Regions from separate parts of the Homo sapiens genome. Here regions 2, 3, 4 and 5 are each linked to region 1. Evidence: chromatin loops called from intact Hi-C (ENCODE). Cell type or tissue: dorsolateral prefrontal cortex. All regions are shown on one strand. Each heading gives the region's core, and the rest is flanking DNA. Links, peaks and the distances in the headings are about the cores only.

The links. Hi-C counts contacts between places; a loop is a spot of excess contacts. Peaks named below come from ENCODE experiments on the same cell type or tissue, not always from the same donor. Only the 100,000 strongest peaks of a DNase experiment are listed, where the experiment ranks them.
Region 2: a loop joins it to region 1, with 14 times the contacts of the local background. A loop is called at or near these places in 26 of 110 quality-filtered maps.
Region 3: a loop joins it to region 1, with 7 times the contacts of the local background. A loop is called at or near these places in 74 of 110 quality-filtered maps.
Region 4: it touches region 1 in a loop (4-fold over the local background); 26 of 110 quality-filtered maps call a loop at or near these places.
Region 5: it touches region 1 in a loop (7-fold over the local background); 18 of 110 quality-filtered maps call a loop at or near these places.

What each region holds. Positions count from the first base shown.
Region 1 is chr4:40,734,480-40,740,943 of GRCh38, forward strand. No RefSeq gene overlaps it. Among named protein-coding and RNA genes, the nearest start is that of NSUN7, 12 kb to the right of the region's middle. In dorsolateral prefrontal cortex, for the core only: CTCF peaks have their summits at 2,620 (motif pointing right) and 2,820; no DNase peak of the experiment used is centred there.
Region 2 is chr4:40,840,557-40,847,020 of GRCh38, forward strand. All of the region lies in intron 12 of APBB2 (amyloid beta precursor protein binding family B member 2), which reads right to left. Among named protein-coding and RNA genes, the nearest start is that of NSUN7, 94 kb to the left of the region's middle. RefSeq lists enhancers at 33-122, 143-242, 394-895. In dorsolateral prefrontal cortex, for the core only: CTCF peaks have their summits at 812, 3,391 and 5,127; DNase peaks (open chromatin) are centred at 1,853 and 5,145; H3K4me3 peaks cover 1,134 bases; H3K27ac peaks cover 2,327 bases.
Region 3 is chr4:40,895,356-40,901,819 of GRCh38, forward strand. The region is part of intron 10 of APBB2 (amyloid beta precursor protein binding family B member 2); the gene reads right to left. Among named protein-coding and RNA genes, the nearest start is that of NSUN7, 150 kb to the left of the region's middle. RefSeq lists enhancers at 2,031-2,531, 2,237-2,531. In dorsolateral prefrontal cortex, for the core only: CTCF peaks have their summits at 2,446 (motif pointing left) and 2,656; a DNase peak (open chromatin) is centred at 2,406; H3K27ac peaks cover 380 bases.
Region 4 is chr4:40,833,557-40,840,020 of GRCh38, forward strand. All of the region lies in intron 12 of APBB2 (amyloid beta precursor protein binding family B member 2), which reads right to left. Among named protein-coding and RNA genes, the nearest start is that of NSUN7, 87 kb to the left of the region's middle. RefSeq lists an enhancer at 2,216-2,785. In dorsolateral prefrontal cortex, for the core only: no CTCF peak of the experiment used is centred there; a DNase peak (open chromatin) is centred at 3,685; H3K4me3 peaks cover 524 bases; H3K27ac peaks cover 653 bases.
Region 5 is chr4:40,921,055-40,927,518 of GRCh38, forward strand. All of the region lies in intron 10 of APBB2 (amyloid beta precursor protein binding family B member 2), which reads right to left. Among named protein-coding and RNA genes, the nearest start is that of NSUN7, 170 kb to the left of the region's middle. RefSeq lists a silencer at 2,778-3,072. In dorsolateral prefrontal cortex, for the core only: CTCF peaks have their summits at 2,687 (motif pointing right) and 3,654 (motif pointing left); DNase peaks (open chromatin) are centred at 2,747 and 3,647; H3K27ac peaks cover 728 bases.

The DNA of each region.
Region 1 (6,464 bases), core at 613-5,612:
TAATTTAAATAAAATCCAGATGTAATTAAGTTTTATTGAGCATTTAGTAAGAGCCAGATGCTTTCTGAGAAAAAAAAAAAAAAAAGCAGCCCCTGACATCTAAGGACTGGCCTAAAATTTATAGGTAGGCCTGAGTGGGAGCAGAAGCTGGCCGGGAGCTCACAGCTAGGACAAGTTATTCTCCTGCTGCGTGTAAACAATCTCACAGAACACTGACACCAGTCAAGTCACTCTGAGATCATGAGGAAGTGCGACAAAACAAGACCACTTCATAATTTTGTCTAAGCACAGACAAAAATGAGGTCACTGTGCAACCCCTAAAACACGAATAGCTCTTCTTTCAGCTAATATGAGCCTCTAGTGATTCTTTACCTTTAGAATTTTAGCCTTGCTCTAGTCTACTGTCCCTATAAACGTTGAGATGCCCAGTCATAGACTTTCCCTGCATTCTGACAGCATTCAATCCAGAGTGAACCCCTACTTCCTTGGATCCTTCCACAGACCACCCAACCGCAGCCCGAATCCAATAGTAGGTCTGATACCCTCTTACTGAGAAGCCCCACAGTTCCCCATGGTGTGTGTTCTCCCTTGCTGCAATGAGTAATAAACCCAATTCGTTCCACTACTGCTGTGCTCCTGGTGGGCTCTGGCTGGAGGGCACTGTCATCTCAAGTACATCATTTAATTTCATCCTCATAACGTGAGCATAAGCCTGAATTTATAGATGACGATAAGGCTCCTAAAGGTTAATTTAATTCAGAATTACAGGCAGAAAGAGACAAAGCTGGGATTTGAACACTGAGCTTTGAATGTTTCTCACTACCTTGAATGACTGAAGACAGAGAGCAAGATAGAGAAGAAAAAAGATGTCCAAAAAGAGACAAAAAGATGTTTTTCCTCACCCACTTTAACTGCCACTTTCAAGGAGCAACATCTCCATCTTGTGATATTTTATGATACGGGTTTTAAATAATTGAATTTTATAACTGTAGGAGATCGTTCAGACACAACTGAAATTTAAGAGAATACTTAAAAAAATTTGCTCCATAGGCAAAATAAAATTAAGCCATTACATTAAAAACCACAGCTATGAGGAAAGAAAGGTCTCTTATTGTCATCTGTCTTACTTTTTCTTTTCTGAGGGACAACCCTCCTGCATCCTTCCACTTTACAATAATGTCCTTCCCCAAGATGGCTGAGTACATACATCTCAAGTACGATGCGTGCCTCTGCATCAAGGAACTTTTGGGTATCTGAAGGTTAGGAATGGGAGACTTTTCACTGAATATCCTTTTGTATTAAAAAAAACTTAGGAGTATGTGAATATATTACTAATTCAAACACAAAACTAATTTTTTTTATTTTAAAATTTATTTATTTATTTATTTTGAGACAGAGTCTCACTCTGTCGCCCAAGCTGGAGAGCAGTGGCGCCACTGGGCTCACTGCAACCCTTGCCTCCCAGGTTCAAGTGATTCTTGTGCCTCAGCCTCCTAAGTAGCTAGGATTACAGGCGCCCTCCACCACATCCGGCTAATTTTTGTATTTTTAGTGGAGACGGGGGTTTCACTGTGTTGGTCAGGATGGTCTCGAACTCCTGACCTCAAGTGATCCACCCGCCTCAGCCTCCTAAAGTGCTGGGATTACAGGTGTGAGCCACCATGCCTGGTCAATTTTTATTTATTAATTTTTTCAGTCAGAGCAAGATAGCTTGATAATAAATTGACATTTTTAGGGTCAAATATAAAATATGCATGTGTCTGCCTTTTATTTTACTTTTTTAAAGAAGTAGACTCTATAACTAAGGTACTACCAGAACACAGTTATCTTCTGGTTTTTCATTTATCTGTTGTAATTGACCCAGATTGCTTAAACATGAGAATGTAGCAGCAAAAAAGAAATACACAGGCTAGGAAGCAGAGCTCAATTAAGAATAGAGAAAGCAGAAGAAAAAGAGAATAGACAAGGAGTCAGATGTAGGGTTCAATGGGAAAGGCAAGCAGTTCAAACTGGAGCAGTGTGAATAGAACCATATGAGTTGAGCAATCCTAAATAATCATGCTATCCAGATTTCAAGAAAACCTTTTTCTGAGTCACTTGGAAACATATAATTCTAAATTTAAAACCAGGTAGGAGCCAGGTTCTACGGCTCACGCCTGCAATCCCAGCACTTTGGGAGGCTGAAGTGGGCAGATCACTTGAGCTCAGGAGTTCAAGAACAACCTGGACAACATAGCGAAACCCCATCTCTACCAAAAAAATACAAAAATTAGCCAGGCATGGTGGCGTATGCCTGTAGTCCCAGTTACTTGGGAGGCTGAGTTGGAAGGATCACTTGAGCCTGGGAGGCAGAGGTTGCAGTGAGCTGAGATCATGCCACTGCACTCCAGCCTGGGTGACAGAACCGGACCCTGTCTCAAAAAAAATAAAAAATGAAACAGGGTAGCATTGGCATATGGAGTAAATACTGAACTGTATTGGCATGCTTATGCTAAAAAATTATTTGTTGTTTATCTAAAATTCAGATTTAACTGGGCATCCTATAAATTATCTGGCAACCCTAACTGTACATGCAATAAAAAAAAAATAAACAACTTACCAATTTGCCAGCAGATGGCTCCCCAAATCTAGTTTAGAATGAAACAGTGCATCCAAACATAGTGAGAAGTCATTATTGTTTCAGGGCTTTTGTTTTGAGTGTTTGTTTGATTGGCCTGGTCTGGTTGGATTCATTTTTTGCCAGGGGTGGGGGGAAGGGGCAGTGATAATTTTTATTTAGTTATATAAAAATATTAAATATCTTCTACCATCATTTCATACGATTCTTCATGATCCTTAACTTTAATGTTAAAATGAAAAAGAAATCACAATTTAATTTTCTATATTTTTTCTTTTATATTTGCTCAAGCATTTAAATACCAAGGCAACATGTATAATTTCAGTATAAGGTGACTCTGACATTTCGCGAAGGAATTCCATGCCCATTAGATTATGTATGCTGAGCATCAGGTTAGGGATCTTTATAAAAACTATACCTTTGCCTCTTTCATGCAGTCCGATTTGCTACAATATTTTAGCATTGAGGCATGAGCTTTGTTTTGACTCCAAAGCACACACCCAACACTCCCAATGAAATAATTGATTCAGTGGAATTTTTAGATCTGCCACAATTTTACCAACCCTTTGCTAATGCCAGAATACCTCCAAAAACAATCAAGCTTAGGCTCCGGTGAAAAACTCAGGAACCACCGTCAAGAAACATATAATAATTAAGTTGCATTTCCCACATTTCTATTAATACATAACGTACAACTCAATTTTGGATTTTTAAAAACTGTTGTCGTATACTATTCATTCTTAGTTCCACACTGGTTTAATAGAATCCTTCAAAGAATGTGCTGAGAAACCATGATTATTCTATAATAATGGCTTTCCTGCATTGCAAACGAATTAGGCTAGAATGTTCTCATACAATGTGAAGGGCACTATTTTAATGTGGCATTCACAAAAAGAGTGTATATGTCATATTAGAAGTGGTCTCCATCCTCCAATGCTCTGTGCCCCAGGAGGGTGCCCTGAATGGAATGCATCAAAGGGCTCCCTTGCTCTCAGACTGTGGGTTGGAATCAGCCAATCGTAGATATTGCAGCAGATGGGGAGAGCAGGAAAAGTGAGATCAGAAATATGTTTCTCCAGCTCACTCTCTACTGGTGAGTTGCCATGGGTTGGATGCAAACTTCTACTGAAGGCTATAGGTTCTATCAGGTGATCTTTTCTTTTCTTTTTCTTTTCTTTTTTTTTTTTTTTTTTGGAGACAAGAGTCTCGCTCTATCGCCCGGGCTGGAGTGGTGCAAGGGCACCATCTTGGCTCACTGCAACCTCTGCCTCCCAGGTTCAAGCGATTCCCCTGCCTCAGCCTCTTGAGTAGCTGGGATTACAGTCACGTGCCACCACGCCCAGCTAATTTCTGTATTTTTAGTAAAGATGGGGTTTTGTCTTGTTGGCCAGGCTGGTCTCAAACTCCTGGCCTCAGGTGATCCACCTGCCTCGACCTCCCAAAGGGATTACAGGCGTGAGCCACCACACCTGGCCTATCAGGTGACTTTTTCTAAATAGACCTTTCCTGCTCCCTTCTCCCAAATCTGGGGTAGAGGTTCTGTTTGCTCCATTGGGCCCTTTAGGCACCAGTATCACTATACTGCACTATAATTTTCTGCCCACCCCGTTGCATCTGTAAGTATCCACAAGACTAGGAACTGTGTCTTATTTTTGTCTTACTGATAGTAGATGTTCAGTAAATCTTCACTTAATCTGATAGAAGTTTTCATAATACAAATTTAAATAATCTTTTTAAATCTCTAAAAAAACTTTTAATAATAAAAAGAGTATTTCTCTAACTCTTTTTCACATAAACAAGGGCAAAATCCTGCTGGGTCTTAAAAAATTAAGAAATCTTAAATGAGTCACTGAAAAGCCTGGTTTAATATTCTTCTCTTAATAAATATTTATTGATTTATTTATATAGAGAGATGGGGTCTCACTTTATTGCCCAGGCTAGCCTTGAACTCCTCAGCTCAAGCAATCCTCCCAGCTCAGCCTCCCAAGTAGCTGGGACTATAGGTGTGCCACTGCACCCAGCATTATAATAATTTTTTAAAAGGATTCAAAATTTTAAAGTGATTTTAAAACATAGATGAAAAGGGCTTATATTTTATATTTAATATACACTTTATAATCTTTTAGAATATTATAATATCTTATGAACTTTTTTCTTGCATATGAGATCAATGTTATATTTTTAAAGAGCTAATCATGATATCATCTGAATTTATGGGAACGATACTTAATAGGCATTATGTTATATAGAGAAAAGTATGTTTACTTAAGAGAGATCTGATCCATTCTTACAAAGCTTTGGAACACTTACAATAAATAATTTGTAATAGAGTTCATAATAGTGGAGACATTATGAACAGGTGGTATCTATTAACAGAATGTGAATTACAGATTTGGCATTTATCTAGTTTATCTAGGTAATCTAGTTATCAGCAATGCAAAATGGTTGATCTAGATAATCCAATGACAATGAAAAAATTCATTTTAAGCCTTAGATTATTTGAACCAACAATAGATACTGATCAAATTAACTAGAAAAATGACCAAAGTTAATTTTATTATGAATATATAAATATAGCCCTAAGGTAAGAACAGAACCACTTAGCATTTTATAGTGTTTAACCCTTCAGTTTCCTTGAAACTTTCACAGGAATTTTACTTCAGCATGAAGTTCAAACATATACTCTTAATTTTTTTCAAAACTCCTTTTAACAATCTCTTCTCCTACTTTAGAAAATTAAATATATTTATCCTTTTTTGGTAAGTAAATATTGCAATTTATATTTGGGTTTCACCACATTAGAATTCCTTCCTCTGAAAACATTCATTTCAAGATAGTTGGGCTAATAAATTTGTGAAAAAATTATTGGCAAAACGAAGTAGAAAAAAGGGGATTAAGTGAAGTCATGCATTATAGTGCTTCATTTACATATGAATAGAAATGTCAGTGATTAATAATAAATTTTATCTTAGTCTTTGAAAATAAGATTTCTTTTTTCTTTCTTTCTTTTTTTTGAGACAGGATCTGGCTCTGTTACCCAGGCTGCAGTGCAATGGTGCAATCTCTGCTCACTGCAATCTCCATCTCCCAGGCTCAAACCATCCTCCCACCTCAGCCTCCCGAATAGCTGGGACTACAGGCATGCACCACCACACCTGGCTAATTTTTTTGTATTTTTAGTAGAGTTGGGGTTTTGCCATGTTGCTCATGTTGGTCTCAAACTCATGAGTTCAAAGCAATCCACCCATCTTGGTCTCCAAAAGTGCTGGGATTACAGGTGTAAGCCAACATGCCTGGCCTGAAAATAAGATATTTCTGATAGAACTAAGATTTCCTTTAGTGAAAATTTGATACAAACAATACAAATAGTTGGTTTAATACTTATTTAAACAATATGTCTAACATACATATCTACGTATATATGTTGATATATGAATGTGTATATATACACACACACACACACAGTTTATCAGTCTGTGTGCTTGTACATATATATATGTATATACAGACATTATGAATAGATAGAAAGATAGATCCATTATCTATCCATCTATCTGTGTGTGTATATGTGTATGTATATGTATATATATACACATACACACATATATCTATAGATCGATCGATCAATCGATCAATAGCTAGGTAGATAGATTGATTCTAGGCATATAGGAAAATTTCTGATCAATCATATGCTGACTACTAGGCTAAGTGAGAAGAGACTTCAATGACCACACACTCCAAGGAATACAGAATTTATAGAATTAATTCACAAAAGTCACTAAACAATAACACAGCAACAACAGCAATTACAAGCAAGAGGCACAATAACAAAACCTGATCAGGCAGG
Region 2 (6,464 bases), core at 686-5,685, 110 kb after region 1:
GTTCAGGCTCTCGCTTGGTAAGCTTAACTTACTTTCTCCTTCTTTGCAAGCTTAAAAAGATGCTAAGTTTTTTAGCCTCCGAAAGGAGTATCCCAGGTACTCGTCACCTGGGTAAACACACAGGCTTAGCAGGGAATTCTTCACCAGGCACGCTCATGAGACACAGTGTGTAAATAGCAGATCTGAAATTCTACCACCTGCAATTATCGAGGTGGCTTGGGCAAACTAGAATCTGTAGCCCTCTCTAGAACAGGGTCCTGGTGTTAATATTCAGAGCAACTGCCTCCCAGCGAGGACACTCACATAAACAAGGAGGATAGGAACTAGCGAACACCTGAAAATGTCCTCCCCATTGACTCTGATGGGACTGGCTGTTATTTTACATGAAGGAGCTCACATCCACATGCACAGCCCTCATCCTCCAGAACTTTCCACCACCTGCCCCCGCCAGGGTCTCCTCAAAGTGATTTAAAAAGTCAGTGAAACCTGCAAATTCTCCTAATCACACTCTCTGGAAGACCAGCCCTGCAGGTGTCACCGCCCACTCTATGCTGTCTCTCCCTCTTAACCACTGGACTATGACAGCAGCACATCACAGGGGAAAACAGCCACCAGCAGAGGGCAGTCACAACACCAGTGTGGCAGGAAATACCAGCTGAGGACTCATCACTTCCAGCTCCCAACCAGGCAGGGAGGTTACATGACACCAACTCCGACACAAAGAGGAGATCTGCCTTCGTGTCTCTCCGCTTTGCCCAGCAGGAACCACCATCATTCATTCAAGGAGAATTATCTCCAAATTCCCTTATTCCATCAAAAGTGGAGTTTTTATTAAGTGGTAGAGCTATGGAATCATGGAGCTTAAAGTCCCCAATCAATCAAACGGGCAGGCGGACATGCAGAGCATTGGAAAAACACAACTGAGGTCAAAATCTCTTGTTTCATAGGTATGTCTTTTCTGTGGTTCTATCCTTCTTGTGGTGGAGAGGGAGGACCATATATTTTGGCTAATAATTGACACTGAAACTGAATCAGTGCTTCTGGCTAGGCTAGTAGCCTAGTGCCAACCCTTACCAATCAAATTCTAGAGAATATGTAATATAAGCACTAATATTATTTATTTATTTATTTATTTATTTAGAGACAGAGTATCCCTCTGTCACCCTGGCTGGAATGCAGTGGTGCCATCTTGGCTCACCGCAACCACTGCCTCCCAGGTTCAAGTGGTTCTCCTGCCTAGGCCTCCCAAGTAGCTGTGATTACAGGTGCCCACCACCACGCCTAGCTAATTTTTTGTATTCTTAGTAGAAATGAGATTTTGCCATGTTGGCCAGGCTGGTCTTGAACTCCTGACCTCGAGTGATCCACCTACCTCGGCCTCCCAAAGTGTTAGGATTACAGGCGTGAGCCACCACGCCCGGCCATGATATTAATTTTTCCAGAAGCATGAAAAGCCTCCTTCTACAACATGGCACATAACCTATTTCCATCACATTCACTCCCTGCCACACTGATGAGATTTTTCTCAGTCGTTAGTGAGTGACCACATTGGTGTTAGACTTAATCACTCAGCCCATCACCTTCCACAACCAGGGTCAAACACAGTAGAGAATGAGGAACGCAGATGCAATTCCAGACTCTGTTTTAAATGCTGGTGATAAGAGGCGAAACAAAACAAAACAAAACAAAAGTTCTGCCTTTCAAAGACAAGGATGGTTGTGAGGATGGCAATGCGACATGAAGAAAGCAAGTGAGCTTTGCCAGACACGTTAAGACACCACGAAGGGGGGAGAAGTGAAAATCGGCCGGTTACCTCTCTCTGAATCCGGGAAGGCGTGAGGGAACAGAGCAGAAACAACACGTTAGCATTCACACGGCATCCCGCCAATAACACAGCCCCGTTAACAGCGAGTCTGAGCACTGACAGCTCATCTAATTTCCCAACTCTGCAGCAATTAATAGGCTTTCCGTGCTTATTTTAGGTCAACTGTATCACCCAGAAGTGTGTATTTTGAGCCACATTATGATGAAGCCAAGAGATGCCAGCTGAATTTACAGAGGCAACATATCAACTGGGGGAGGTAATCAAGCTTAAAATATCACAGTCAAATACAGGAAACTGTTTGCAGTAAACACTGGCAGAGGACGTGTCTTCATTTTCCAGTTCCACCTGCTCCCAATAAAAAACATACAGAAACAACGGCATGGACATAGCCTTACCTGTTTTACCGACATTCCTGACACTCTATTAACAGAGCCACATCACTGGAATCCAGGCACTTTTCCTGAGATGCATCCTTACAGGGCAACAGGGAGGGAGGGAGGCAGCACAGGTCAAGGGCGGGTGGGAAGTGGGAGAGACAGGAGATGACAGCTCAATGGGGGAGAGATCAGAGACGTCCCAGGAAAGAGAGGAATGGAACGGAGAGAGGAACACAGTGCAAGTCTGGTTGGGGCCACACTCTTGGAGTTCCCTCCCTGAGCTACCCAGAGCTGTCCTGAGCTGCCTGGGACCCTAATGAAGTCACTTAATCCCCTGACCCATGGTGCTCACACCATTCCTTTCTGGCATTGTCACAGCCGATTTGCATGCACCGTACACAGAGCAACTAGACCGAAGAGCATGGAGCACTGGATAGATAACGAGGAGGAAAGGAAGAAACCCAATGTTTACAGAAACCCGTTCTCTCGGGCACTCTATGGCCAGGGTCATGGAGCGGCCAGCAGGGCCCTGCAGGGATGGAGCTAAAATCATGGCATGAAACGCCAAGTGCACCAGACAGTGAACCACAAAGTCATTAAGTGGAAAGGAAGAGCTGCTCACCCTGAGGCGGAACAATGACCATGGCACACTAGTAAGTGGAGCAAAAACAAAGCCAAGCTGTTTTTATAAAACAAGCATGGTCTTATAAAAACAACAAAATGTTTGCATGTGTATTTTAATATATACACAGTAAAAAACTTGGAATATAATACCCGAACTGTCAACTGTAATATGGAAAGAGGATTATGGAGGATTTTACTTTATCTCTTTGAAAATTATACAATAAGCACATTTGACTTTTGTGATAAAATATGCAAATATCTACCTCAGTACTGAAGGAAAGCCATTGTGATCAGCATGCCCCAGGGCAGTTAACAGGACTAATATTAATGATTACAGTAACACCAGCCACCAATTACCCTTTATTGAGCTCTGTTTGGCCCCTAACAGTAACTGGACAAGGTCAGTATTACTGTTCTGACAGATGAGGAAACAAGTTCAGAGAGGCTAAGACACTTGGCCAAGGTCACACAGCTACTACATGGGGAAGAGAGTTTGACAGTAGGCTGCAGGACTCGAATTCTAGTCTTAGATGCACCCATGATGGGTACTCCACCCTTCTACACAGTCCTGCAGAGCCCCCTAATGGTTTGTCTCCTAAATGGCAAACACAGTCCCTAGGCACAGGTATTCAAGGTAGGGCCAAAGGGTTTGGCCAAGAACCTAGGGTTTTAGAGGAACAGGGAACATTCCTCTCTTTTGGTGAACTTTTGTAGGGAAAGAGGTGGCTAAAAATTCCTAAGAGGATCTTTGGGCTGAAGAGGCAGACACAGCTGTGCTCAAATCCAGATGGGTAGCCACATTCCTTCAAGTACACTGCTTACCTTCTCTTTATTTACCCAACATAGATTTCCAGGGCCCCTCTGTGTGCCAGGCACACTGTGTTACATGGTATGCCCCACAAAACCTGTTTCCTCATCATTGAAGAGGGGATAAGGACACCTGCTCATGCTCATAATGCTCAGGGGCATTATAAGCATGAAGTTAAATGGGACGACACGTGTATGGGAGTGCTGGGCATGTAACAAAGCTGCAATAACCTGCAACGTTAACAGCTATTATCACTGTGTCATCCAATAGCTTCATCTCTTCGGCTGGGTTGTGCTGGGCAGCATTTGAGATGGACTGTCTCCCACGGAAGGACAGTCACCTGGGGGAGTGGCAGGGGCCCTCTGCTCAGGTTTGCTGGACCCCAGCTGATACAGGATGCTGGAGAGTCACCCCTTGGCTCAGGTCCCTCTGTGCTACTCGGTTCCACCTATCAAAGCCAGGCTTGGGTAGCAATTTACAAGATCAGCAAAGGACCCAGAGACCTGGATGCTGGTCCCAGTCTGAATCCACAGCTGGGTAACATTATGCAAGTCACACAACCTCCCTAATTCTTGGGTTCCTAATCTCAGAATGGATGTGCTAGGAACTTCTTAGTGCTCAGATTTTTATCAGAAAAGGATATGTTAGTGCTTTGACTTGCTTTTAATTACACCAAATGTTTTCAATTTCTTATTTTTAATAAAAAGCCTATCTGTAGTGTGTGACAAAAACTTTAAAAATCTAACAATCTGAGAATACAACCTGTTTCTTTTGTGTATAATTATTATTGTAGTCTTGGATATTTTAAATCAGATCCACTGCTAGTGATTCACTTAAAAACATACCATCAAGATGTAGCTACTGTGTTTTTCCCTGAAAGCAGACTTGGAAAAAATGCTACTGCAAACTTTTAACACAGTTAATTCATTTGGAGTTAATAAACACTGCTTGATTTAAGTATCAAAGTGAAAACCAGCCATAAATAAGACACCGCAGAGTGATATTTGAAATGTCATTCAGAAACCCAGAAGAGTCACAGACAGTGCCAGCAGCTCCACCAATTCAGCACCTTGTAAATTTGCTGGGAAGAAAACATCAGTCCAAAGCTGGGCTTCTGCACAAGACAAACCAGTCTGAGAGTGGAGAAGGCTAAATTTAGTGCCAGGCGTAAGTCTACTCCCTTCTCGCTGTACAAGATGCCAGTGGGAAGAATTAAACCCCAAGATTAATTCCACATGAGCCGCACATCCCAAGGCTGCCTGATCAGCATGCTCTCCGTGGCTGTTCCTTGGGAAAATAAATGCCGGAGTAATTGGCAATGTTTTCATTAATATAAGCCTGAAATAACAGAAGTACCTGGCATGTGTAACTGGAATCCAAATGAAAAGGAAATTCCTCAAAAAAAAAAAAAAAAAAAAAAAAAAACCAGCACACCAGAATGACAATGTCTATTCCAGCTTTTTGGAAGAGGACGCCATCTCCTGTTCCCTGGCACAGCCACCTACTTCTCATGCTGCGCACAACTGTCCACTTTTCACAAACTGAGCACGCGAGGCAAGGACTTGCCAGTAGACTTCTCACTCCATTTTTGCAGAAGTCTCTGTTGCATGCTTCTTTTTGATGTTTGTCTTTCATCACTGGCCATCTCTCTAGCCTTTTGAGCACACATCACACCATTATCCACAGGACAATGAAGTAAACACTGCAAAACTTTACATCATGAAAATTCTTGCACCAGCTCCTGAGTCTGACAGTTTATTTTTTCCCTCCAGCTTCAGGGGTGGGTAGGTGGGTGTGGGTGGGTGGGTGGGTGGGTGTGAGTGGGGTGTGTGTGTGTGTGTGTGTGTGTGTGTGTGTCATTTATCAGCTGTCTGCCCTTGGTCAGGGCCCTTAGCCTCTTTGTTTTTCAGTTTCTTCATCTGTGAAATGGGAATCATAGAGGCCTTCAGGTCCTGAGAGTGCCATAAAATTCCATTATTTAATCCATATAAAGCTCCTACAGGATGGCGGCTTGAGTATGGCCTTACAGTGCAGGCCAGGCCAATCACTATGTGAGAGAGGGAAGGGGAGCTCCACGAGGAGAAAGGAAAGGTTCCTGACCTGTTTTGGATCAAGGCCCTCGGATGAAAACACTCCAAAAAAAAAAAAAAAAAAAAAAGTGCACAGACTCACAATTTTATACACAATTTTGGAAGGGGGCAGAGCTGGAACAGTTCAGTGATTCTTGAAACTCAATCCCAGGTCCCTTTAGAATCTACATGCCGCAGGTGAAAGGCCTCTGAACTGAAATGAATACTGAATTTATGCAAATTTACCATCTGATTTCTGGCTGATATTTAGAGAATTCATCTCAGGGAAAGGTTCTATCCTTCCCAGGATCAACCGGTGACATGAACAACCGTCTCTGACCAAGTGTGCCTTCCTTTCCAAAGCAAGCTCCCCTCCCACCTCACTGTCCTGCCCAGCAGCGCCATGATGGGAAAGTTAGACTTCCAGCACTTAGAAGTGTAAAGCCAGGAGTTAAAGTGGTTGAGGTTATTGAAATTCAAGGCACATTATTCTAAACAAAGGACTTTCTCATGCCATTGGAGGGAAGACACAATAGTTACCAGCCTGCTTACTAATGAGGAGGAGGGAAAAAGGATATTTAAAAGCAACCAGGAAACGAGTATTTTTAAAAGTCCATCTTTGAAGACTTTAAGCAAGAATTAACGAGCTTCAGCTTTCATCTGTGCTATATCACAGATTAAAAAAAAAACAAAAAACCAAATGCAAAAATCTTGCATCTCTGAATATCTGAGAGAAGAATACACACACAAATTATAGTTAG
Region 3 (6,464 bases), core at 566-5,565, 160 kb after region 1:
ACAGAAGCTACTCAGGAGTCTGAATCTTGGGGAAAGGTTCTGCACATGTATACACACTGCAGGGAACCAGCCCGATGGTGAAGAGGAGGTCCCGGGTGCCAGAGCTGGCTGTGGCCAATTCAGAGCTAGCCAGGTCTTGCCTGGCCTGCCTGCCCCTCCGCAGCTCTGCTCCCTCAGTCTCAGACCAAAGTGTGTTTCTCCAGGTGGATGTGTTGGATATTCCACAGAAGCACTCCACCAAACGTGCTGCTTTATGAAAACGCACAATTGTGCCAGTCTGATCCCTAAGTGCCCAGGCCCTGCTCTCCAGAAAGTGCTGTGCAGCCCACTAACCTCTCTCCCATGTCGGTTCCCAACCCAGGCCCTAGTCAGTAAAATCACAGTGTCCCAGCTGACTCCCCTGGCCTGCCATTCCAACCTTGTCTCCTACCACCTCTATTCAAATGTCAAAAGTATTATCTCAGTGAGTCCTCACCCCAACCCTTTGAGGTTGATACTAAGTTACTGTACCCATGTTATACATGAGGAAACTGGGTTCAGCACAAAGCTGGTGAGTGGTAGATCCAGGATTCAAACCTGGGCAGTTTGGCTTCTGGGCTCCTACACTTAACCACTTTGCTATATGCCTCTGAGATTTTTGTTGGGGGACAATGTCAGATGGTGTTAGGATGATAAACAAGGCTGGATAAACAGCCGGTGACCTCAATACAGTTCTTTTTTTTTTTTTGAGACAGGGTCTTGCTCTGTCACCCCGGCTGGAGTGCAATGGCATGATCTCAGCTCACTGCAACCTCCACCTTCTGGGTTCAAGTGATCCTTCTGCCTCAGCCTCCCAAGTAGCTGGGATTACAGGTGTACACCACCGTGCCCGGCTAATGTTTGTATTTTGGTAGAGATGGGGTTTCACCATGTTGGCCAGGCTGGCCTTGAATTGCTGACCTCAAGTGATTGGCCTGCCTTGGCCTCCAAAGTGCTGGGATTACAGGCGTAAGCCACCGCACCCAGAACTCAATACAGTTCTGAGCGTATGTGGATCAAGAGTAGGAACAGCCTGCATTCTAATCTCAGCTCTCTGATGTACTGTGGGACCTTGGACAAGTCATTTACTAAGTCCCAATTTTGCTCGTTTGTAAAAATGGGAGCAATAATAATAATTACTTCAGAGGGTTTTCATGAGGAGAAAATAATATAAGTAGTGAACTTAGAAAATAAAAAACACTTGAACATTTGTTGAATGAATGAGCAAATAAATACAGTGTCATGTAACTCTTAACTGAATAATCAAGAAGGAAAAATGAGAGATTTGTATTAGGGTGACCACATGTCCCAATTTTCCCCTCAATAGTTCTGGGGTATCCCTGTCATTCTGGCAAAATTATTCAGAGCAGCTCCTTTTACTCTCAAAAAGTGTCCTGGGTTAGACAATAAATCATATGATCACCTCAGTCAAAATTCTGGTGAATTCGGCTTCTGGCATGGAAACTGGGGCTTGGACAGGGTACTGTGGAAATGGGGTTCAAGACCCACAGAAGCTGCCACCAGGAGAGCATCTTAGTGACCCTGGCTGGAGTGAGCCCTAAGACAGCAATGTTACTGTGAGATAATACTCTTCAAACCAGAAGTCAGAAATGCGTTTTCCCACTGTCTCCAGCTGTCTACTATAAAATCCTACAACCTAGGACTGCTCAAAAGAATTCAGTAACAACAAAGAAGGTAAAAAAGAATACTGGCTGTTTTCTCTCCTTGGAATCCAAGATGACAAATATTTTGATCTAACAGCTCACTGAACACCCAGAGTATCATTCTTAGCTAAAATATGCAAATCACCCGACCTCACCCCAGCACATTAATAATACTGTTTTTGCCGGGTGGGCAAACAGGCTCATGCCTGTAATCCCAGCACTTTTGGAGGCTAAGGCAGGCGGATCACTTCAGGCCAGGAGTTCGAGACGAGCCTGGCCAACATGGTGAAACCCCGTTTCTACTAAAAATACAAAAATTAGCCAGGTGTGGTGGCACATGCCTGTAATCCCAGCTACTCGGGAGGCCGAGGCAAGAGAATCGTGGCAAAAGAATCGTTTGAACCCGGGAGGCGGAGGCTGCAGTGAGCCGAGATCGCGCCACTGCACTCTAGCCTAGGCGACAAGAGCAAAACTCCGTCTCAAAAAAAAAAAAAATTGTTTTGTCATACTGATGAATATAAGCCTGACATATTACTATAGTGAGTTTATTTAAAATCATTTTTCTTGGGTAACCCTGCTCTTGTTTTAATTTAGTTTCTCATCTGAAGAGTTTCACCCCATTCCATGTGGCTTAAGTGAGAGGAAACAGGTGTAAGCGGGACTAGGCAGCTCCGCCCGAGGGGCCAGCTTGGCTTCTTCCCAAAGAAGGGAGCAGAAACGAGCAACCTGCAATGTTTGGTGCTGCCCCCGTGTGGCCAGGAAGGTTCATAACCACCACCACTTTCCCTTAAACCCAGGAAGGGATGCCGGGCGTAATCAGTTCTGGGAATAAATGCTCATCTTGGAGCATGGGAAGAGCTCAAAGTATTTAATCAAGTCATCTGCCACTTAAAAAAAAAAGTTAACAAAAAAAAATCAACATATACACTTTGACTTATGCCCATTCTTCAATAGTTCTTAACCAAAAGGGCAAAAGAGTAATGGTTCAGGGTAGAACCGTGTCATCAGAGGAGTCTGGATTCAAGTCACGATTTTGCTACTTTCTGGCTGGTGACTTTGAGTTAAGTCACTTCAGGTCTCTAAGTCTCAGTCTCTTCATCTGTAAAATAATAATGCCACCTATACTTTACAGCATGTGCGAGGCCCAAAGAAGATAATGCTGGTAAAATGCTTAGCATCATGCCTGGCAGACAGTCAAAACTTCGCAAATGTTTATTATTATTTTTTGTTTGTTTATTATTTTTGAGATGGAGTCTCACTCTGTTGCCCAGGCTGGAGTGCAGTGGCGTGGCGTCAGCTCACTGCAACCTCCGTCTCCCAGGTTCAAACGATTCTCCTGCCTCAGCCTCCCGAGTAGCTGGGATTACAGGCATGCGCCACCACGCCTCGCTAATTTTTTGTCTTTTTAGTAGAGACGGGGTTTCACCATGTTGGCCAGGCTGGTCTCAAACTCCTGACCTCAGGTGATCCACCCACCTTGGCCTCCCAAAGTGCTGGGATTATAGGCATTTGCCACAGCATCCGGCTTTTATTATTATTATTGATAAACTTTTACTCTTTTCTATTAGTGGATTTTAAGGATTTCTCTAGTTTAACAGATTTCAGCCAAAGCCAGCACGTGGAGATGTACTGTAGACCACGATACATACGAATATATGATCTGGAGGGCTTTCTTAAAACACACAACAGGCCGGGCATGGTGGCTCATGCTTGTAATCCCAGCACTTTGGGAGGCCAAGGTGGGCGGACCACTTGAGGTCAACAGAGTGAGACTCCATCTCAAAAAAAAAAGAAAGAAAAAAGAAACACACACACACTCACACACACACACACACACACACACAGAACACTGGGCCCCTTCCCCAGAGTTTCTGATTCAGTAGGTCTGGGTAGGACCCAAGAATCTATATCTCTAACAAGCTCTCAGATGATGCTGAAGTTGTGATCTGGGAGCCACACCTTGAGAACCACTGCTATAGACAGATGGCTCCTTTCTTTACCCTAAGTTATGTGGTTCCTCAGACTGAAAGTAAAATCTAGGTTCAAATCCCAGGGCTGCCTCTTACCATTTTTGACCTTGGGTGAGTTAGTTAACCTGTCTGTGTCTCAATGTCCTCGTTATAAAATGTGGGTACTAAAAATAACTTGTCTCACAACAAATGTTGTCAGGATTAACTGGGCTAAATTCGAGTTTGCTGCTGCTTCTGTTATTGTTGTTAGTTACTATGGGCATTTAAGGGATCTGGGTCATGGCTGACCCAGAAGGGACACAGCTTTTGACCTGGGCCCCCTTCTCTCCCATTTGTTCTCTTTTCTTCCACAGTGGAATTGAGTCATCCTATCTTAGTTGGAACACTCATCTTGTGTGCAGCTTCTATCTCTGAGTTTTATAATACAGCCATCTACCTGCAGAGGACCTCTCCCTAAAACATGTGTCGTGGAGCAGAACACAGAGCAAAGCCTGGGTATCTATGACCAGATGGTCTTGGGTTCGAATTATATTCCAATCAGTGGATGCTCAGCCTCCAGGCATCTAAGGTTACTCAGTTGAACAGTGATAAGGAAATGAAGAAGGGCAAGTGGCTGGGACATTGTAGGCCCTCAGCAAATATGGACTTCGTTCTCTCTGGTTCCGCAAGATACTATTATTTCAATTTTTGTTTTCCTGTCTTCCATTTCTCTTTTCTCCTGCTGAATTTCTAGGTTTCTGTCCTTTTCCTTTCTCTGGGCTTTAATGCAAGCAGCAAAATGAGAGCATGCTGTCAGAAAACTGGGGGATCTCCTTCAGGGACCAGGTGGGGCAGGGGATGCAGTGAGGGGTGAGACCAGGGGCCAGGAGCCAGTGAGCCGTGGGATACAGGCCTTGCCTGTAACCAGGAAAGTCAGCCTCGGGGTACAGGACCAAAGAAGACAGTGGTAAAATGAGCTCATGTCCATGAAGGAGCATATCCGACACCCAGGGCACAGCTGCTGCTCTGTGACTGTTGAGAGACAGTGACCAAAAGGTAAATGGTACCAGAACATATAACAACGTTAAGTTACAGATGTTAGAAAACGAAAAGAGTTCACATCAAAAAGCTAAAATGTGGCCCGACACTACAAATGTAATCCTAATTAACAGTCATCTATGGGAATCATTTACCACTCAAGCCTAATTATCCTGCAGCACAATAACAACTGTGTATTCGCGATGATAACATTTCCTGAGTGCCTGTTAGGTCCTGGAGGACTACAGAGATGAGTGCCTATTCTTCCCTGTAGATACACCTGAGTTACCTGAGAGTATCTGAGAGTAGATAAGTTCGTGCTCTTGAGAAGCTTGTGACAGAGCAGACACATAGCAGCAATCTATAGCACGGACCATGAATGAAGGATACACTGAGGCACAAACATGGGTTGGGAGCTCACGGAAGGAGGTTTTTTTTTTTTTTTTTTTAAGATGGAGTCTCACTCTGCTGCCCAGGCTGGAGTGCAGTGGCACTGTCTTGGCTCACTGTAACCTCTGCCTCCTGGGTTCAAGCAATTCTCCTGCCTCAGCATCCCAAGTAGCTGGGATTACAGGCGCAGACCACCACGCTCACCTAATTTTCTGTATTTTTAGTAGAGACAGGGTTTCACCATGTTGGCCAGGCTGGTCTCCAACTCCTGACCTCAAGTGATTCGCCCATCTGGGCCTCCCAAAGTGCTAGGATTACAGGTGTGAGTCACTGAGCCCGGGCTTTTTTTTTTTTTTTTTTAATTCAGAGTTAGTGATGGACAGTTTCTTAAAAACATGAAATTGAGCTGAGCCTTACAGGACAGATTAATTCATTCATTCAACAAATATTTATGACACCTACCATGTGCTAGGCACCAGAGACTTATTATCAATGGGACAAACAGACCAAACACTCTGCCCTAGGTAGTATTTCAAAAAACTGGAAGGGCATATTCGTTTGGCTGCCACATCCAAGGTCACACAGCTCTGTGGACATGGATCAAGAAGAGTAAGGTGCAACTATGGGAGAAGGGGCCCAGCACAGTGTGGCTTGGGGCCCAGATGTTGAAGCCACTAACTCTGGGATGAAATCTCAGGTCGGCCACTTATTAGCAGTGTGACCCAGGTTACTCAATCTTGGTGAGCCTCAGTTTCCTCATCTGTTGCCATGAGGATAACAGGATGGACCTCATAGGGTCCTGGCATGATGAAATGGGATGACTTAGATTAAGAATCTTGCAAAGGGCCTGGCCCAAAGGAAATAGGTGAGAAAAGGTGGCCACTATTTTCTCAAGGTCTCTGATCCCCCAATCCTGACATATCATAGCCAGCTATGCCAATCTAGTTTTGTTTTTACAATTAATGACTGAGCATCAATAAAGATACCCCTAGGTGGTGGGGGACAGGGAGAGATGCAGAGCCTGGTGGGGGTGGGGGGTGCTCTGTCCTCTTCAGAAGGGCAGGCTGACTCATCAGCTGACTTCAGGGTTTTTTTTGTTGTTGTTTTTTGTTTTTGAGACTGAGTCTCGCTGTCTGCCAGGCTGGAGTGCACTGGCACGATCTCGGCTCACTGCAACCTCCGCCTCCCAGGCTCAAGCGATTCTTGTGCCTCAGCCTCCTGAGCAGCTGGGATTACAGGCGCCCATCACCATGCCCAGCTAATTTTTGTATTTTTAGTAGAGATGGGGTTTCACCATGTTGGCCAGGCTGGTCTCGAACTCCTGACCTCAAGTGATCCGCTTACCCCAGCTCAGCCTCCCAAAGTGCTGGGATTACAGGCGTGAGCCACCGCGCTCGGCCACACT
Region 4 (6,464 bases), core at 923-5,922, 99 kb after region 1:
ATATCATACCTTTTTGTAGTTACTGTTACAGGTGTCACCTGTGTCTGTCCTCTAAGAGACAGCAGCAGCCAGAAGGGCCAGGCATTGAGATTCTGGCCACCCACATTCGAGTCTCAGCCCTGCTTCCACTTAGCTATACAACCCTGGGCATGGAATTTCACCTCATCTTTAAGTGAAGGGGTTGAAAAACATGATTTCCAAGTCCCTCCCCGGCTCTGACATTCTCTGATAGAAGCCTCCAAGATCCATCAGCCTCTCCATGGTGGCTGGCAGGCCCCAGCGTGCAACATCCCAAGGTTACCGACACGGCGGATGAACAGGTCCTGGTCAATAAGCAATGGATTATTCCTATCGAACTTCGGCTTTGTGCCCTCTGTGCCTCAGTTCTTTCATAGGCAGCCTTTTAGGCTTAACTTTAAAAAATTATGATTATTAATCTTCATTTTCCTCTGGCGCAGAGCAAGGTGACTGATGCCTTAAGGGCAACCATCTGGAACCCACAGCTTCCCCAGGGAGAAACTCAGCAGCCTCAGGCTTTTTTGGGAGGAATTCTCACTTTTTTTTTTTTACAGCCTTATCTTTTGTTGTTTCCTCCAAGGTAGAGGCTAATAGATTAGGGAGGCAGCAATCTGTCAGTCCATGACGGTGGGTGAGTCCGGTAACTAACCCTCCAGAGGTTTCATCACTTCCCAGGATAAAACAGGTGTCTTCTCCTCACTGTAGAGGTCAAGAGATTTGTGCATTTCCCATTTCACTCTCATGTAACATATCCCAAGTCCCTAAATATGGAGATCTGTAAGAGGCAGTGAGGCCTTTCTTTCAGGCCTAGAGCACAGACCAGTGGAGCGACTTCATCTATGGACAATGAAACATACAAGCGATCGAATTTCATTGATTTAAGACGAAATCCAAGCATCACTTGCCTGTGTGAAAAGCCTGCCTTTTTGGCACCTGACTTCTGAAAAGGGCTGCTGCGGGAGAGTCATGATCCCTCCCCACATCCCAGGAACCTGTGGCTATGTTCCCTTACATGCCAACAGGGGCTTGGCGGATGTGATCAACAAAGGATCCTGAGATGGGGATGTTACTCTGGACTATCTAGGTGGGCCCCGCAAATTCACAAGGGAAGGCGGGAGGCACTTTCTTCCTAAGGGAAAGAACAGGAGGCAGGGGCCAAGGAATGCAGGCAGCCTCAAGAAGCTGGAAAAGGCAAGAAAACGGATTCTCCCCGAGAGCCCCTGGAAGAAACACAGCCCAGCCAACACTGGGATTTGACATTTCTGACCACCAGAAACAGAAAAGAATCAAGTGGCGTGGCGTTAGGCCACTCGGTTTGTGGCCATTTGTTACAGCAACAATAGGAAATGAATGCAACTGCCGTTTGGATTTTATGGTGTGGTATTAAAGACTGATATTTTTTAAAATATTCAATTCATTAAAGTCCGGGCGCGGTGGCTCATGCCTGTAATCCCAGCACTTTGGGAGGCCAAGGTGGCAGATCATGAGGTCAGGAGATCGAGACCATCCTGGCTAACACGTGAAACCCCGTCTCTACTAAAAATACAAAAACTTAGCCGGGCGTGGTGGCGGGCGCCTGTAGTCCCAGCTACTCAGGAGGCTGAGGCAGGAGAATCGCTTGAACCCGGGAGGTGGAGGTTGCAGTGAGCCGAGATCGCGCCACTGCACTCCAGCCTGGGTGAGAGAGCAAGATTCCGTCTAAAAAAAAAAAAAAAAAAATTCAATTCACTTCTACAAGCACCTTCTAGCTGATATTATGTATCAGGAACCAGTGAGGCAAATTCAAACAGATAAGGTTCCAGCCTTGCAAGCCCGTCTAATGTTACAGACGGGCAATGAGGTTTGAGCTGCTTCTTTAAGTGTAAGAAGGACCTCATCACAGTAAGAAGGCAGCAGACAGCTCAAAGAACATTGAAACAGGTATGAGCAAAGGCAGGGAGGTCAGAAGGCCCCCCAGTTGTTTGCGAGAACTCCCAGCTGCCCTATGCATATGCCCCAGGCACTGTGGTGAGGCTCAGGTGCCGCTGCAGGGGTGCTGTGCGGGAGTCTGTACTCAGTTTGCACAGTGCCTTGTGTCTTGCCAGGACTGGCCCTTACTCCGAGCCATCCCAGTCTTGCAATATTACAGGTGACCCCATGTGATTTGTTTGGTGGGAGAAAGCCGGCCAAGGGAAGGGGACTGCTGGGGGCCACTGCGGTGGTCCAGCGCAGGGGGATGAGCAAAGTGCAGGCTAAATCAGCATCTGCGAGAACAGGGCAGAGGAGACAGATGGAAGAGGTGTTGGAAGGATAGCTGGCAGGAGTGGCAGATGTGTGAGAGACGTGGATGAGGGAGGCGATTAAGAATAACTCTGGGGTCCCTGCTAGGACAGCTAAGCACCCCATCACTGGAGTGGGGGAGGGAAGGAGGGCTGGTTTGGTGCAAGAAGTTGATGAGCTCCAGGGTGGACAAGACGTGTGGGGTGCTTGTGCTTGAGGAGCACCAGGTGACGAGGCCCACCAAGCAGGTGGGTGCTGGGACCCTGCACTGAGGCCTGCGGTCTGGGCAGGAGACATGGATCTGGGAGGTGGGTGAAGTCGGGGGAGCAGGTGAGAGTGTGGAGCATGAAAAGACAAAGCTGGCCGGGCGCGGTGGCTCATGCCTGTAATCCCAGCATTTTGGGAGGCCAAGGCGGGTGGATCTCTTCAGGTCAGGAGTTCAAGACCAGCCTAGCCAACATGGCAAAACACCATCTCTACTAAAAATACAAAAATTAGGCGGGTGCGGTAGTGTGCACCTGTAATCCCAGCTACTTGGGAGGCTGAGGTGTGAGAATCACTTGAACTCAGGAGATGGAGGTTGCAGTAGGCTGAGATTCCACCACTGCACTCCTGCCTAGGCAAACACAGCAAGACTCCATCTCAAAAACAAACAAACAAACAAACAAACAAAAAACATGTCAAACCAAGGCCTGGCGACTGGGGAAGAAAGACATTTAGAGGCCTTGTTTGAGGCAGGAGGTCCAATGAGAAGGTGGGAAAAAAATTGCTGGGGAAGAGGGCAGGAGAAGCCCAGGAGAGGCTGGTCCCAAAGATATCAAAGAAAGGGGGTTGAGGGAAAGGGGTAGAGAGCTTTCCAGAACAGTGGGAGACAGGCCAGGTGGTCTCAGCCACAGGGAGGTCTGCAGTGACCTTGGCCTCCTGGACCCTTACCTGGGAGAAGGAGTTTGGGGCCCAGCCTGAGGAGTACAGGAGTTAAAAGAACAGAGTTCATCCATCTCTCTCCTTTCTGTTTTTTACTCTTCTCCTTCTGGAACTTTCCAAACACACATAAAAATTGAGAAGATAGTAAACAAACTCTATATCCCATCAGCTGGCTTCCACAGTGATCAAAATGTCACCCATTAGTTTTTTACACAGCTGGGTTTTTCCCCAATCCCAGTGTCATGATGCTAAAGGCCACTGTGGTCATACGTAAGAGCAACAGGGTAGGTCCTTGATTTTCTTGTATTCTGAGGGGGAGAAGAAATTGCTTTGTAGTAAACACACCTCCACACTCAGAGTGTTCCTGACAGACTGTGCAAACCTAAACTGGTGCGATCAGCTCAGGCCGAGCATGTGGGCTGGGGAGGAAAGAGTGTGTCGGGTGCCACATGGCCATCAGGCGTCAGGCAGCCAAGCAGGCAGGGCCCGTAGCCAGCTCTGTTGCTGCATGGGACACGGGGGCTGGCTGGTCCACTGCAGGCACCTTTGAGGAGCCTTCAGGTTGGGAGCCCTTGAGGGCTATCCTTCCGTTAGCACTTCCGGCTTCCAGAGCACCAGGAGGGTCCCATCTCAGACAGGCTGGGAGCCATACTCATTAACCGGGCGCCTCACACAGCCACGCAGGGTCCAGGCTTCAGCATCTCGTCTGTAAAACCACACAGCTGGCCCAAAAGATCTCCAAGGGCCAGAAAGAACATCACTCCCAGTTTTTCCAACAGCTTCTAGATTCCCAGGAACCTGTGGTTATCTGAAATTCTACCACCTGTGATCATCAGACACGATCTGTCTGACACTTGGCAGCAAGACCCGTTTCTGCTCTCTGCTCCAGCTCATGCCATACCCTAGCCATTTACAAGGCTAGGCCAGGAGCCATCTGCTGCCCATACATGGAGTCTCACTCCATTTAACGCCTGCAGTCATGAGAATCATTGCGTTTTCTTTTATAAGCCAGGAAGTGGAAGGGTTATAGCTATAGTTTCTTGTGTCTCTTCTTTAAATGGTGACAGAAGCTAGTACCAGGAATCAAGTACCTGTTGCCACCTGCTTACTGAGCCCTGGTGTTTCCAACTCTTTTCATTCCTGTCTTTTTGGCTGTCTTCCTCAGTAATTACTCTCCCAGAGGACCAAGATAGAGTTTTGCTGGAGAAAAATGACAGTGTTAATACATCTTATCTGACAGCCTCAAATTTCTTAATTAAAAAAATATAAAGGACCAAAGATTGCTTTTATATATTCTCAGTTATATAGCATTCTAATCACTCAATAGGGGCTTAATCCATCTTTATGGAATGAATAAATGATTCTTTATTCAAGTGGGCATTATTATTATTATTATTATTATTATTATTATTATTATTATTTTGAGACAGATTCTCGCTCTGTCACCCAGGCTGGAGTGCAGTGGCATGATCTCGGCTCACTGCAACCTCCACCTCCTGGGTTCAAGTGATTCTCATGCCTTGGCTTCTTGAGTAGCTGGGATTACAGGTGTGCACCACCACACATGGCTAATTTTTTTTTTTTTTTTTTTTTTTTGAGACGGAGTCTCGCTCTGTCGCCCTGGCTGGAGTGCAGTGGTGTGATCTCGACTCACTGCAACCTCCGCCTCCCGGGTTCAAGCAATTCTCCTGCCTCAGCCTCCTGAGTAGTTGGGACTACAGGCACGTGCCACCACACTTGGCTAATTTTTAGTATTTTTAGTAGAGATGGGGTTTCACCAAGTTAGCCAGTATGGTCTCGATCTCCTGACCTCGTGATCCGCCTGCCTCGGCCTCTCAAAGTGCTGGGATTACAGGCGTGAGCCACGCGCCTTGCCAATTTTTGTATTTTTAGTGGAGATGGAGTTTCACCACATTGGGCAGGCTGGTCTAGAACTCCTGGACTCAAGTGATCCGCCCACCTCAGCCTCCCAAAGTGCTGGGATTACAGGCGTGAGCCACCATGCCTGGCAAAAGCAGGCTCTATTTTAAAAAATAGCCAGAACTACTTATTCTCTCCCTAAATCTCTCCTGTGCAACTCTCGTAGTGTAAGTGGAATTTGCTTATGTGTTTACCTCTCTTCCAAAAGGCATCTACAGACCTCTTAGCTGTGACTCAGGCTAACTTTTCAAAGTCCCTTTCACAGCAGCACCAGCAGGTGGTACCTAGAGTATTTCCATGATAGGACATCTCGTTTCTTTAATAAATCAGCCTGTTCTGTTGGTGGAAAGCTCCAGTGAATAATATATATATGTCTTCTTAAAACATTTTTATATACTATTTTTCACTTTATTATTTTGAGACAGGGTCTCACTCTGTCGGCCAGGCTGGAGTGCAGTGGTGCAATCAAAGCTCATTGTAGCCTCGACCTCCTAGACTCAAGCGATCCTCCCGTCTCAGCCTCCCAAGTAGCTGGGACTACAGGCATGTGCCACCACACCTGGCTCAAAATATATTTTTTCTAAATGATGAACGCAACCTTGCCTCCCTGTAACTTCTGCTTGTAGGATCTAGTTTTGCTTTCTGGAGTGGCACAGAACAAGTTGACCTTGTCAGCTGCACCAGAGCCCATGTAACTGGCAGGAACTCACCTGTCCTTTTCTGTTAAGAGTCACATTACACTCAATCTCTCACCAATTCTCTGTTGTTGGGATTCCTTACCAAGTATCCACAATTTGATAACATCTTTCACATCAATCACAGTTGCTCAGGTCAAATACATGGCATGTTTTATTGAGGGAATTTGTGAAGGCTGGCACATGATAGGCATTCAATAAATGGTAGGTACCATATTATAAATGAGGAAAAAGAAGTCAAACAAAAAGCCTACTTTGAAATACTGTCTCCTTATCCATGAGGGATTTTTCTTTTTTCTTTTTTTTTTTTGAGGTGGAGTCTCGCTCTGTTGCCCAGGCTGGAGTGCAGTGGTGCCATCTCGGCTCACTGCAACCTCTGCCTCCCAGGTTCAAGAAATTCTCCTGCCTCAGCCTCCCGAGTAGCTGGGATTACAAGCGTGTGACACCATGCCTGGCTAATTTTTATATTTTTAGTAGAGACGGGGCTTCGCCATGTTGGCCAGGGTGGTCTCGAATTCCTGACCTCAGGTGATCCGCCCACCTCGGACTCCCAAAGTGCTGGGATTACAGGCATGAGCCATTGCGCCTGGCCCCACGAGGGGTGTTTTTTAATAAATATTTGCACTCATATGAATTATACTAAGACTT
Region 5 (6,464 bases), core at 873-5,872, 190 kb after region 1:
AAAATAAGAGACCCTCACAAGGCTTGTGGGAGAACAGAGCACTGTGAGGCTCGTGGCAGCATTTCCAGAAGTGGTGATAAAACTGAAAGACAGAAAACTGAACTTGTCCATAATGGCCTCACACCACCTTTTTGTATTTGTGCCCATACATGCTAAATGCTCTATGAACATCGGCTAACATAATCATTATTGTACTACGGGGAAGAACACAGGCCTTAGAGCCTGCCTCCTTGGGTTCAAATTTCAGTTCACCCACATAATATATGTGTGATTTTAAGGAAGTTGTTTAGGTTCTCGGAATCCCAGTTTCTTCGTTTGTACAATGGGAATAATAACTTCATCTCCCCTGCATGGTGGTTCTGAGAATCAGACAGATGCATGCAGAGCGACCAGCACACGGCTGGACCTGAAGAAATGTTCATTTCCTTCTCCATCCATCCTCTACTCTTGCCAAATGATGAAGGTCGACACTGGATGCCCATTCATTCCATTGTTTCTAGCTCTCAACCAAAACACGGTGAGATGCATAAGAATATCTGAAGAGAAGAGATGAGCCTGATGTAGCATTTTGCTTTATTTATTTAGTGACACTGGCCCACTGCATTGGTGAAGAGGAGAAAAAAACTAAGTACTTTCTACAAATACGCTCTAGGTTGCAATCTCATCTGAGCTCGTAACTGAAAAAAGCATGGCTCTCAGGAGAAGCACTTTTTGAGAAATCACATGCTTTCGGCTCTGGGTTCCATGTGTCATTTACACGGGTCCATTTTCCAGCTTTGCTAGAGACAAGGGTCGCTTGCAGTTCAACCTGACCATTGGTAATGTGGCTGGGGCAGAAAAGTGGGACCCTGGTGGAGACCTTTCTGCCCCTTCCTGAGCAGCGTGTCTGCCGAGAGAATGAGACCATCATGGATCGAAAGGGACACATATCCTATTGGTGCCAACAACAGAGGGGGAACTAAGCATGTCTGGCTAGAGATCTGGGGTAGGAATGTGTGGATTCAACAACTAAATACACCTTTCATGAAGCGATCATTAGTCTGAGGGTCTCCTAAAGCTAAGTGAAATTATTTATGTGTTAGGGCTTAGTGAACTCATCTAACCGAACTGCTTCAACATGAAGCAACAGAAATCCAACTTGCAGTGCAGTTGCAAGCTACTTCTTCAATTCCAGCAGCACTGTAATTGTCATTCTTAAATGATATTAGCATTGTCTCTGCTGCATTATTTTGTTTCCTTCCCCAGTCTGACTGATCTACTACCCTGCTATGTATGTACTAGCTATTGAATACATACATGCCGAGTGAACAGATGAATCTACTGCAGACTGCTGTTGAGAGCTGCCACTCTTGGTGTCAGTTTAGAGTCTGAAAATGTGGAAGGCTGACTACTGAAATGATTTTCTTATAAGCACGAGTCAGAAGCAGAGGGAGAACTCAGACCTTGATCTTTGTGACTTAGCTATAGGGCCTCACAATTGGATGAGATTTTAAATAGGAATCCTATAAGTGACAAAGTATTGTGGCTTAGCTAGAAATGGCTTGGCATCTGAATTATTTATTTACTTATTTTTTGAGATAGGATCTGGTTCTGTTGGCCAGGCTGGAGTGCAGTGGCGCAATCTCGGCTCTGTGCAACCTCTGCCTCCCAGGCTCAAGTCGTCTTCCCACGTCAGCCTCCTGAGTAGCTGGGACTCCAGGTGTATTCTACCACATCCAGCTAAATTTTGTATTTTTTTTTTTTTTTATAGAAGGGGGCTCACTATGTTGGCCAGGCTGGTCTTGAACTCCTGAGCTCAAAGGATCCACCCCGCTCGGCCTCCCAAAGTGCTGGGATTACAGGCATGAGCCACTGCACCCAGCCAGCATCTGAATTAATCTAATTGTTCTGTAGGAAAAACCATCAGTTCTCCATCAATTTTTTTCTTTTTTTTTTTTTGAGACGGAGTCCCGCTCTTTAGCCCAGGCCGGATTGCAGTGGCACAATCTTGGCTCACTGCAAGCTCCGCCCTCCCAGGTTCACGCCATTCTCCTGCCTCAGCCTCCCGAGTAGCTGGGACTACAGGCGCCCGCCACCGCGCCCGGCTAATTTTTTGTATTTTTAGTAGAGACGGGGTTTCACCGTGTTAGCCAAGATGGTCTCGATCTCCTGACCTTGTGATCCGCCCGCCTCGGCCTCCCAAAGTGCTGGGATTACAGGCGTGAGCCACGGTCGTGCCCAGCCTCTCCATCAATTTTTAAACTGCAAATAAAGCAGAAATGTTTTCATCACTATCTAAATACCAGTATCTGGCATTAAGCTCTCAGGCAGCAAGCCTGAGAGAACAAGTTCTGAGACGTGCTGGCTCTTTTCCAGATGGCCTTGGAATGCCAGCTTCAGGACCCCCAGGTCTCGACCAGCTGGCCTTCCTGGAGCACCCAGACCTGCTGAATGGATGTCCCATGGCTACTCCTGCCCGAGGCTGTTCAGTTCTGTGATTATTCATGGCCCAAAATTCTGTGCCAAGAACCCACCAGGCCAGGTTCACACACCTGCCGCTCTGGTGCCATCAGGATGGCGGCTGCTGCCACCGCGGCTGGCTGGTGCCCATTTCCTCACCTGTTTCCTACCTCATTCCTTCAGGGGAAGAGGGAAGTCTGCCTTTCCTTCATTAGCTTTTCCAGGCATCTGCCCATCAGAGGGCGCAGCTGCCAAGAGTTAGACAACAATGCATCTTGTTTCAACAGCACCCTTCAAAACTCGGGGACTCACACACGGCTGCCAATTCCTCGACCGCTCATTCAGGCAAGTGTAGTGACCAGAAGTTAATAAGGGAAATAACACCGTGCTTCTGCCAGGAACACGGCATTATGCTTGGCCGAGTTGGCAAATAAAGGGAGGAAAACAGTTTTAGAAACACAAAAGCTGTCCTCCGGGATAGGAGGCAAAATGAGCAGCCAAGGCCAATGGCAGTGAGTGTCTGCACCACTCAACGGAAAAGCAGGATGGACAAGGGTCAGGGAGCCTGGCTTCGGGTCCTGCTCTGCCACGACCAGCTGTGCAAGCTTGGGCAGGTTACTTTCTCTGCGCCTTCTGCTTTTCCTAAGGCTGGAATGAGATGATCCTTATTTTCCCCTTGTGAATGCCAACCTAAAAGCCATGCATGAGAGGCTGAATCTCATTCAGCCAGGACTTGATATATCCATCACTGGCTCTGGACCTTGGTTTCGTGATTCAACCATGTTGCTATTTTCTGCCCTGTACTGAAGGCACTAATTTTGAATGACTGAAATGTGGGAATGACATGTTTGGCAGATTGTACCTCCCAAAGATGGCTGCATTAAAACCTCCCGTCCTATGCGCTCCTTGTAACGTGAACTTGCCACGTCTCATCAAGAAGTGGAGTCTGACAACTCTGAACAACAGAATACGGTGGAAGTGACATGCTGCCATTGCCAAGAAGAGCCTTTCCTCACCTGGTGGCTTCACCTTCCTGCTTCTTAGAAGCTGGACACCAGGTAAAAAGTACAACTGCCTACCCAGAGACCACACCATGAGAAGACCAAGCCACATGGAGAGGCCCTGGAGGACGTGAGGAGGAGCACTGAGCCAGGAAGCAGGTTGGAGAAGAAGCCATCTTTGAAGAGGATCCTCCAGCTCCGGCCGCCCCCATGTGGATCAGGCAGGAACTGCACCGCCAAACCCTCCCCAGACTCTGGAACCCACTAAATCCTGAGCAAAATAAATAATTGTTTTAAGCTACGAAGTTTTGGTGCAGTTTGCTACATAGCACGCAGGAACAGATAACAGAAACAATGTTATCCACAGTATTGGGCAAATACAGATGGACCTCATCTTAACAGATCTGTTCCTAAAAGCATTTGCTGAAAATGAACACAAATTTACATATCAAATCATTTTCAAAGCTTCCACACTTACATTTTTTGAAAAGTATGGTGGCGGGGGGAGAGGGAATCACTAACTCCAGTGACAATTCAAATATACTTATTAGCTAAGGTATCGTCTCCTTCTGGGAAACCACCCGAGCCACCCCTTTCAACCAGCCATGGAATATGCCCCCGGAACAACCCCCATTCGTGACTCAGTAGCTCAGCTCCTGGTACAGTGCATTGAATTTGCTTGTTTCTTCTCCATTACTTGAAGGCAGGGGCCATATCCATTCCTTCTGGTAGTAGGAACAGTATAATGGCGAATGCATAAAGAATGCTTATTATGTGCTAAGGACTGTTCCAAGACCTTTACATGTATATTTATAGTGTTTATAGTATGTCAATTCAATGTTTATAACAGCCATGTGAGGTTGGCTCCATCATTACCCTCATTTTGCAGATGAAGAAACTGAGGCACAGAGGGGGTAGGTAACTTGCCCAAGGTCATCCAGCTGGTAAGCAGCAGAGCCTGGCTTTAAACCCGGGCAGTCTGGGTCCAGAGTCCATGCTCTTAACCACACCATACATTAAGTATGTATGCTCCTTTCGCACTTAGCATTCAATAAACGTCTCTGACTCAATGAATGAATCAACAGTGCAAATCAAACCCAAACTTCCACACAGATCAGGATTTCTGAAAGAAACCTGTACCACGTGAATAAAAATCAATTATAAGAACTACATGCAGCTGTAACATCCCATATAAATGCTAAGTAATGACAATGAATTTGCTACACAGACCAGAAATAAATCTGAATGAGAAAAGGTACTTCCCTACTACTTCCTGCTTATCTATTAGTGCTAATCTAGTCAGTAGCTGCTAATATAATTACTTCATGAAAATCTATGCTAATAGGAACCAAGGGAGGGCACAGATAAATAAAGCTCACAGATGAATATTGGAATCTCATGTCCATTCGCCATTCAGTTCAGAAAGCTCCGTCAAACCTACTACCCGATGGTTTGTTTCATCTCCTTCCTCTTCCTCTCCATCTGAGGTAAGTTATAACAAAAGAGTAAGGAGGCACACAAAGCTTTCACAAAATCCAGTGCCAATAAAAAAAGTTCCTGAGCAGCTGCGAACTGGTTGCAAATGGCCATAAAAGAACTAGAAGATACTGCATAGAAAGACTATGTCTACTTCGCTGCAGAAGCTGCACAAAATTGGTGCCTTCTTTTTATCATGTTTCCAACTGTATAATGTTATTACTCTGTGTTGTTTGTAGACTGGCAGTATTGGTATCACCTGCAAACTTAACAGAAATGCAATTTCATGTCCCACCCCAGAGCAAATGAATCAGAATTTGCCCACAGGTACAGTAACGTGTGAAAAGCACCGCAAAGGATTGGACCACAAGTCTGGATGAGGGTGAGAAGGAGTCTGTCCTCAAGCACTGACCTTCCAATTCCTTCACCCATTCCCACCTCCAACAACTCTGCTACTCCAATCCCAAATTGCCAAAATGATTTTTTTTTTTTTGAGATGGAGTCTTGCTCTGTTGCCCAGGCTGGCATGCGGTGGCGCGATCTTGGTTCACTGCAACCTCTGCCTCCGCCTGCCAGGGTCAAGCAATTCTCCTGCCTCAGCCTCCCAAGCAGCTGGGATGACAGGCATGTGCCACCACGCCCAGCTAATTTTTGTGTCTTTAGTAGGTACAAGAGTTCCGTCATGTTGGCCAGGCTAGTCTCGAAATCTTGACCTCAGGTGATCCGCCACGCCTGGCCCCAAAATGATCTTAAAGCTGAGAGAAGCGATAACTGGGAACAGGTGGGCGTGACACTTTCCTGGCCTTTGGAATCAAATGCATCTGTGTTTGAGTCCCTGTTCCATTAGTTACTAGCTGTGTGATAAATTGACGTCTTCTAAGCATCGGTTTCTTATCTACAATATGGAAACATAACTATAATGCCTTGTTTTTGCAGGAAAATTGCACGTAAGTGCCTGGCAGAGGGGAGGGCACACACACAGTGAGTGTTCAGGAAAGAAGAGCCAGCCCTGGTTCATGGCGCTCTCTCTTTCCTTCTCCAGACTTAAATACAGATCAGACTATTTCATCTCCAGATGCCACAGATCAGGGCTACTACATTTCATTTGAAATCTGAAATTTTCTCAGAACCTGAAATGACTTCTAATTTGATGACACATTCATTTGAAAGATGAGGACGCTGAAACCCAGAAAATTTAATCTCTGGGGCAGCACAATCTTCCTTACCCGTTTCCTTAATTATGTGTTTCAAAGAACAAGGTTCTAAAAACAGTACCAAAAACCTCTCCTGACAAATATATTGAAAATGACGTGTTATACACTGAGACAGAGACAGCAGGATGGAGCGGTCAGAGGCCCAGAAGACCCATCTTCAAATGCCATCTCCACCAAGAACTAGTTGTTATCACAAATAACTCTATGACTCATTTTTCTCACCTCTAAAATAAAGGCCCATTAGATGGGCTCTAATGTTACTTCCAAGCAAAAGAAATTCTGATTCCAGATGAAATGTTGCCCCTCTTTTTTTTAGAGACAGGGTCTCACTCTG